Regions from separate parts of the Homo sapiens genome. Here region 1 is linked to region 2. The links are chromatin loops, found by intact Hi-C in ENCODE. Cell type or tissue: OCI-LY7. All regions are shown on one strand. Each heading gives the region's core, and the rest is flanking DNA. Links, peaks and the distances in the headings are about the cores only.

Evidence for each region. A loop is a pair of places that touch in the nucleus more often than their neighbours do. Peaks named below come from ENCODE experiments on the same cell type or tissue, not always from the same donor. Only the 100,000 strongest peaks of a DNase experiment are listed, where the experiment ranks them.
Region 1: it touches region 2 in a loop (5-fold over the local background); 3 of 110 quality-filtered maps call a loop at or near these places.

What each region holds. Positions count from the first base shown.
Region 1 is chrX:2,172,622-2,177,014 of GRCh38, reverse strand. No RefSeq gene overlaps it. Among named protein-coding and RNA genes, the nearest start is that of DHRSX, 330 kb to the left of the region's middle. In OCI-LY7, for the core only: no CTCF peak of the experiment used is centred there; DNase peaks (open chromatin) are centred at 2,144 and 2,502; H3K4me3 peaks cover 1,255 bases; H3K27ac peaks cover 1,639 bases.
Region 2 is chrX:1,650,135-1,654,527 of GRCh38, reverse strand. No RefSeq gene overlaps it. Among named protein-coding and RNA genes, the nearest start is that of ASMT, 37 kb to the right of the region's middle. In OCI-LY7, for the core only: a CTCF peak has its summit at 2,113 (motif pointing left); a DNase peak (open chromatin) is centred at 2,057.

The sequences.
Region 1 (4,393 bases), core at 281-4,280, 520 kb before region 2:
TGGAACCTATTCTCTTTAGTGAGACAGAAGCAACAAAAGAGACTGGCTAAGTTATTTGAGATCACAGAGCTGGACTTGGGTCAACACATCCCAAGCCTTTTTGCAAAGTTCAAAGAAGCGTTGTTGCCCCAGACGACACTCTAGGAAAACAGACGCACCACTGGAGCAGAAGTCAGGAGGCAGGAGCTGCTTTGGACCAAAGATGCTGGATTGTATTGTGGTTTTGTTGAATTTCAAGAGGCCAAATGTAACCACCCAATTTGTATTATGTTACAGACATCTCACTGTGCCTCAGGGTGTCTCAGTATGCATGCATGTGTGTGTATGCATCCATATGTGTGCGTGTTGTTTGTGTGTGTTTGCATGAATTCACGCATCTGAATGCACGTGTGCACACATCACTGCATGCCTGCAAATGCATATGTGAATTTGTGTGCATGAAGGTGTGAATGTGTATGCACGATTGTGTGAATGCCTTGTGCATGCGCAAATGCGTGTTCAATGCACACATGCATGTGTGAATGTGTGCATGTGTGTGTGCACCGTGCATGCACTGTGAAAGGGTTGCATGTGTATCATGTATGTGTGTTTCTGTGCATGTGTGTACATGCATGTGTGAATATGTGTACTTGAGTGGATGCTTGTGTGTGCATGTATGAACGTGTATTCATGGGTATGAGAATGCTTCGTGCATGTGTAAATATGTGTGTGGGCTATGCATTTATTGATGTATGTGCATATGTGTGCATGCATGTGTGCCTGCGTGTGCATGAGTGTGAAAAACTGAGTGCACCTGTGCACGTGTGCAGATGCCTCATGTATGTGTGAAAATCTGCACATATATGCAGTGTGTATGTGCATGGGTGTACATACCTATGTGTGAATCGATGTGTGCAATGCATGTATACGCACGTGTGTACATGCAGGTGTGAGTGTATCTGTACATGCATGTGTATGCCTGGGTTTCAGTGGAAGCAGGGCTGCAAAGAGGAGAAACACTTAGACCCTGACACACAAGAGTTCTCATTTCGGTAGATGAGCTGGCTGTGTATGCAAAGAGGAGAATAGAGGACAAAGACAGGATCAGCATCGTAGCGCTGATGACGACAGCTCTGGACTCCTCTTGATGAGGGCTGTGGCACACATCGAGGGGAGCACTGCTGAAAACAACATAGAATGTGATTTGGACCCAGCATGCAATCTACAAAGGCCGTGCTGCCGACACGGGGCAGGATTTTGGTTGACAGGTTGGTGTTGGAGTGGAAGACCTTCTCCAAAGAGGCTTTCTTGAAATCACAAAAGGAAGGGATCCATGAAGGAGAAGCAGTGCCGAGAGGAAGGGCAGAGACCACAGAGTGCACCCGTGCACGTGTGCAAATGCCTCATGTGTGCGTGAATGCATGTGTGCGTGTGTAAAATGCACATATGCTTTTAGCTGCATGCGTGCGTGTGCAGATGCGTGTGAAAACCTGTGCACACCTGCAATGTATATGTATATGTGTATGCACGAGTGTGAATAGCCGTGTGCATGCGTGAGTGTATGTGTATGTGGATGAGCGTGGGAACCCTGAAGGGAGCCTCTCTGCAGTTTCTGGGACACAGGTTGTAGTTAACCTAGGACAAAAAGTCAGTAGAGTCCTTTATGGGCTGCTGATGAATGAGGCCTGCTACCAGGAAGGAATGGTTTTTTTGTTTTTGTTTTTGTTTTTTTTTTCCGACAGAGTCTTGCTCTGTCTCCCAGGCTGGAGTGCAGTGGGCCGATCTCAGCTCACTACAACCTCCGCTTCCCGGGTTCAAGCGATTCTCCTGCCTCAGCCTCCCGAGTAGCTGGGACGACAGGCATCCGCCACCACGCCTGGCGATTTTTTTTTTTTTTTTTTTTTTTTAGTAGAGACGGGGTTTTACCATATTGGGCAGGCTGGTCTTGAACTCCTGACCTTGTGATCCGCCCGCCTCGGCCTCCCAAAGTGCTGGGATTACAGGCGTGAGCCACCGCACCCGGCCAGGAAGGATTGTTTTGCACGCCAGGGTTTCTCTTTAGCTTATGATTTCTTCCACCAAATCTGTCCCAACCCTGCTGTGTCTGTCCCTACCAGCGGCTGCAGTGTGAGTGAATCCAGGCATGACTGCATGAACACCCAGCTTCCTGTTTGGTCACTTAGTAACCACTAGATGACGTTTACTGAGCTCTTAGCAGGCACATTCTAATCCCCGTAATTTTGTTTACTCGGTTGGAGGAGAAACATTGTCTCTTCTCCACTTTCCCAGCTGTAATGCAAACCTTAGCATACAAGAAACAGGCCGGGCGCGGTGGCTCACGCTTGTAATCCCAGCACTTTGGGAGGCCGAGGCGGGCGGATCACGAGGTCAGGAGATCGAGACCACGGTGAAACCCCGTCTCTACTAAAAATACAAAAAAAAAAAAAACAAAAAAAAAAAACCCGGCGCGGTTGGGGGCACCTGTGGTCCCAGCTACTCGGAGAGGCTGAGGCAGGAGAATGGTGTGAACCCGGGAGGCGGAGCTTGCAGTGAGCCGAGATTGCACCACTGCACTGCAGCCTGGGCGACAGAGCAAGACTCTGTCTCAATAAAAAAAAAATAAAAAAGAAACAGAAGGAGGCACGCTAAAAACTAAAAGTAGGAGGTTAAGGGAAGGGAGGAAAGAGAAAAACCAAAGGATGGGGGTGGGTTCAAACCACATTTTATGCCGCTGGATCGTGTTGTAATATTTCTACATGCTTGGGAATTACAGGCATGCATGGAATAGTATGCAACTGTGAAAAAGGAATGAGATCATGTCTTTTACAGGAATATGGATGGAGCTCGAGGCCATCACCCTTAGCAAACTAATGCAGTAACAGAAAATCAAATACTGCACTTTGTCACTTATAAGTGGGAGCTAGGCCGGGCGCGGTCACTCAGGCCTGTAATCCCAGCATTTTGGGAGGCCGAGGCAGGTGGATCACGAGGTCAGGAGTTTGAGAGCAGCTTGGCCAACATGGTGAAACCCTATCTCTACTAAAAATACAAAAATTAGCCGGGCGTGGTGGCAGGCACCTGTAATCCCAGCTACTGGGGAGGCTGAGGCAGAAGAATCATTTGAACCCGGGAGGCGGACGTTGCAGTGAGCCAAGATCACGCCATTGCACTCCAGCCTGGGCGACAGGGTGACACTCCGTCTCAAAAAAATAAAAAAATAAATAAGTGGGAGCTAAATGAGGAGAACTCATGAACACAAAGAAGGGAGCAAGAGACACCTCTACTTGAGGGTGGAGGGTGGGAGGAGGGAGAGGGGCAGAAAAGATAACTATTGGTACTGGGCTTAATACCTGGGTGATGGAATCATCTGTACAACAAACTGCGGTGACACAAATTGACCTACAACAAACCTGCACGTGTACCCCCAAACCTAAGATAAAAGTTTAAGGGAAAGAATGAAGCAAGCTAAACTTTAGACAACAATAACAGCAACAAGAAAAAGAAGTGACAGGTGTAATTACTTTCATTACTGCCTCAGCCACTTGTGGAAGCATTTTTCCGGTGTTGTGGTATTGTTACATTTTATGGACAACGTTTTTGTGACGATGGACAAACCTGAGCCCCAACACTTGAAAACAAAATTATGTTTTCAGGGCTGGGCGCGGTGGCTCACGCCTGTAATCCCAGCACTTTGGGAGGCCCACGTGGGTGAATGACAAGGTCAGGAGATTGAGACCATCCTGCCTAACGTGGTGAAACCCAGTCTCTACCAAAAATACAAAAGATTAGCCGGGCGTAATGGCTCACACCTGTAATCCCAGCACTTTGGGAGGCTGAGGTGGGCGGATCACGAGGTCAGGAGATCGAGACCATCCTGGCTAACACCGTGAAACCCAGTCTCTACTAAAAATACAAAAGATTAGTTGGGCATGGTGGCGGGTGCCTGCAGTCCCAGCTACTTGGGAGGCTGAGGCAGGAGAATGGCGTGAACCCAGGAGGCAGAGCTTGCAGTGAGCTGAGATCGCGCCACTGCCCTCCAGCCTGGGCGATAGAGTGAGACTCCATCTCAAAAAAAAAAGAAAAATTTGTTTTCAGATCAATTTTTTAAAAAAGAGCTGCCATTTATCAATGGCTTGTTATTGGCCTTAAATTTTGCTAGATACTTACACATATGATTTTACTTGATACCCGTGAACATTTTATGAGGAAAGTTTAATTTTACCCATTTTACAGATGAGAAAATGGGAATAACTGAGTTATTGGCACACGGTCACACACAACCACGGTTGACAGACCTCACGTATCACCTGTTTTTTTTTTTTTGTAAACAGTAATCCTGGTGCCATTTCTGTAATTATAAACATTAAATCAGTGCTTAGCATATTAATCTCGGCTCCCTCGGCTTCTCAAATTG
Region 2 (4,393 bases), core at 243-4,242:
GTTCAAGCGATTCTTCTGCCTCAGCCTCCCGAGTAGCTGGGACTACAGGCATGCACCACCACGCTGGGCTGATTTTTGTATTTTTAGTACAGATGGGGTTTTGCCATGTTGGTCAGGCTGGTGTCAAACTCCTGACCTCGTGATGCGCCCGCCTCGGCCTCCCAAAGTGCTGGGATGACAGGCGTGAGTCACCGCACCTGGCCTTTATGGTTATTTCTTGAAGATATGCTAAACAAGGGGCGGATTATTCATGCCTCCCCTTTTTAGACCATATAAGGTAACTTCCTGACGTTGCCATGGCATTTGAAAACTGTCATGGTGTTGGTGGGAGTATAGCAGTGAGGACGACCAGAGGTCACTGTTGTGGCCATCTTGGTTTTGGCGTGTTTTGGCTGGCTTCTTTACTGCAACCTGTTTTATCAGCAAGGTCTTTATGACCTGTACCTTGTACCAACCTCCTATCTCATCCTGTGACTTAGAATGCCTTAACCATCTCGGAATGCAGCCCAGTAAGTCTCAGCCTCATTTTACCCAGCCTCTATTCAAGGTGGAGTCGTTCTGGTTCAAACACCTCTGATATTTTCAGCATGAACATCAACACAGACCTTAAGTCTGGTAAGAAACATCTGGAGTCTCTGGTCGGGTGCGGTGGCTCACGCCTGTCATCCCAGCACTTTGGGAGGCCGAGGCGGGCAGATCATGAGGTCAAGAGATTGAGACCATCCTGGCCAACATGGTGAAACCCCGTCTCTACTAAAAATACAAGAATTAGCTGGTCATGGTGGTGCATGCCTGTAATCCCAGCTACTCGGGAGGCTGAGATAGGAGAATCACTTGAACCTGGGAGTCGGAGGTTGCAATGAACCAAGATTGCGCCACTGCACTCCAGCCTGGATGACAAGAGTGAAACTCCGTTAAAAAAAAAAAAAAAAAAAGAAAAGAAAAAGAAAAGAAAAAAAAAACATTTGCAGTCTCTTCTCTCAGAAGCCTGCTACCTGGGAAGCTTCATCTGCATAATAAAACCTCGGTCTCTACAACACCATCATAAGCCAGACATTCCTTACTACGGATAATAACTCTTTCAACCAATTGCCAATAAGTATGTTTTTGTTTGTTTGTTTGTTTGTTTTGAGACAGAGTATCCATGTGTCGCCCAGGCTGGAGTGCAGTGGCGTGATCTCGGTTCACTGCAACCTCCACCTCCCAGGTTCAAGCAATTCTCATGCCTCAGCCTCCCTAGCAGCTGAGATTACAAGCATGTGCCACCACGCTGTGCTGATTTTTTTGTATTTTTAGTAGAAACCGGGTTTCGCCATGTTGGCCAAGCTGATCTCAAACTCCTGGCCTCAAGTGTTCAAGCGATTCTCCTGCCTCAGCCTCCCAAGTAGCTGAGATTACAGGTTCACACCACCACACCCAGCTAATTTTTTTTTTTTTGACAGAGTCTCGCTCTGTCTCCCAGGCTGGAGTGCAGTGGCGCAATCTCGGCTCACTGCAAACTCCTGCCTCAGCCTCCTGAGTAGCTGGGACTACAGGCACCCGCCACCACATCAGGCTAATTTTTTTTTTGTATTTTTAGTACAGACGGGGTTTCACCGTGTTGGCCAAGATGGCCTCGATCTCCTGACCTCGTGATCTGCCCGCTTCGGCCTCCCAAAGTACTGGGATGACAGGTGTGAGCCACTGCGCCCGGCCTGATTTTGTATTTTTAGTACAGACAGGGTGTCACCATGTTGGCCAGGATGGTCTCGAACTCCTGACCTCAGGTGACCCACCCACCTCGGCCTCCCAAAGTGCTAGGACGACAGGTGTGAGCCACCGCGCCCGGCCCTGAATATGTTTAAGTGTAACCCCGCTTTGAGTCACCCTGCCGTTCGAGATAGAACCAACGTACATCTTACATGTATTGACTGATGCTTCAAGTCTTCCTAAAATGTATAAAAGCAAGCTACACCCCAACCACCTTGGGCCCACGTCATCAAGACCTCCTGAGGTTATGTCGTGGTGTCCTCCACCCTGGCAAAGTCAACTTCCTCAATTATGGACACCTGGCCTCAGATCCTTCTCGCCTTACAATTCGAAGAGAGAAAACGATGCTTCCTCCCCCTAGTGGCCATCAGGACAATTGCTTCCATTCAAGGCAAAGTTCTTCCAGAGAAATCTCTTCTGGATGTGGCTTACCAGGATCCATACTAGAAAAAAATGCAGAAACAGCGCCTCGGTAATTTCTGACATTAGAGTTCATGGTGACCGGGTGTGGTGGCTCACACCTGTCATCGCAGCACTTTGGGAGGCTGAGGCGGGTGGATCACGAGGTCAGGAGTTCGAGACCATCCTGGCTAACATGGAGAATCCCTGTCTCTACTAAAAATATAAAATTAGCTGGGTGTGCTGGCACATGCCTGTAGTCCCAGCACTTTGGGAGGCCGAGGCAGGCGGATCATGAGGTCAGGAGTTCGAGACCAGCCTGGGCAACATGGTGAAACCCTGTCTCTATTAAAAATACAAAAATTAGCCAGGTGTGGTGGCACATGCCTGTAGTCCCAGCACTTTGGGAGGCCGAGGCAGGCGGATCATGAGGTCAGGAGTTTGAGACCAGCCTGGGCAACATGGTGAAACCCTGTCTCTATTAAAAATACAAAAATTAGCCGGGTGTGGTGGCACATGCCTGTAGTCCCAGCACCTTGGGAGGCCGAGGCGGGCAGATCACGAAGTCAGGAGTTCCAGACCAGCCTGGGCAACATGGTGAAACCCTGTCTCTATTAAAAATACAAAAATTAGCCGGGCATGGTGGTGTGTGCCTGTAATCCCAGCTCTTTGGCAGGCTGAGGCAGGAGAATCGCTTGAAACCGGAAGGCAGAGGTTGCAGTGAGCTGAGATCACACCATTGCACTCCAGCCTGGGCAACAAGAGCGAAACTCTATCTCAAAAATAACAATAATAATAGAGTTCACGGTCCAACAGTGAAGTGTGATAGAAAAGGAAACGGTACAGTCCCATCTTGAAGTCCACTTTTAAATAATAAGGTGCTCATTGGAAGGCAATCGAATCAAAACATAAGGCTGAGATGAGGAACAGCCCAAGCCATACATGTTCAAGGTGTTAAGGAAATAGAATTAAAAAGCAAAATCTCTACCAGGAGTGGTGGCTCATGCCTGTCACCCCAGCACTTTGGGAGGACGAGGCGGGCGGACCACTTGAGGTCAGGTGTTCGAGACCAGCCTGAGCAACATGATCAAACCCCATCTCTACTAAAAAATACAAAATTAGCCAGGCCTGTAATCTCAGCTACTCAGGAGGCTGAGGCAGGAGAATCGCTTGAATCCTGGAGGCAGAGGTTGCAGTGAGCCGAGATCAGCCACGACACCCCAGACTGAGTGACAGGGACTCTGTCTCAAAAAAAAAAAAAAAAAAACAACCAAAGGCCAGGTGCAGTGGCTCACACCTCTCATCCCAGCACATTGGGAGGCCAAGGTGGGCAGATCACTTCAGGTCAGGAGTTCGAGACCAGCCTGACCAACATGGAGAAACCCTGTCTCTACCAAAAAAATACAAAAATTGGCCGGGTACGGTGGTTCACGCCTGTAATTGCAGCACTTTGGGAGGCCAAGGCAGGTGGATCACCTGAGGTCCGGAGTTCGAGACCAGCCTGGCCAACATGGTGAAACCCGTCTCTACTAAAAATACAAAAATTAGCTGGGCGTGGTGGCACATGCCTGTAATCCCAGCTATTAGGGAAGCTGAGGCAGGAGAATCGCTTGAACCTGAGAGGCGGAGGTTGTGGTGAGCTGAGATCACGCCATTGCACTCCAGTCTGGGCAACAAGAGAGAAATTCTATCTCAAAAAAAAAAAATACAAAAATTAGCCAGAGATGATGGTGCACAACTGTAATTCCAGCTACTCGAGAGGCTGAGGCAGGAGAATCGCTTGAACCGTGGAGGCGGAGGTTGCAGTGAGCCGAGATCTTCCAGGGCACTCCAGACTGAGTCACAGGGACTCTGTCTCAAAAAAAAAAAAAAAAAAAAAAAAAAAAAGCAAAAAAATCTCCTCCCGATCCAGGAACTCCTTCCTTAACCCCTCTCCTCAAGGGTAGAAGAAAAAGAAAACCATTTTTCTACAGAACAAGCATTCAATTCAAATGTGATATACACCCCAGGCCATCCGTGAAAGGGATCAGAAACACAGAAAGAAATCTCACCCTTTTATGGGCCGGGTGTGGTGGCTCACGCCTGTCATCCCAGCACTTTGGGAGGCCGAGGCAGGTGGATCACCTGAGGTCGGGAGTTCGAAACCAGCCTGACCAACATGGAGAAACTTTGTGTCCACTAAAAATACAAAAAATTAGCCGGGCATGGTGGTGCGTGCCTGCAATCCCAGCTACTCGGGAGGCTG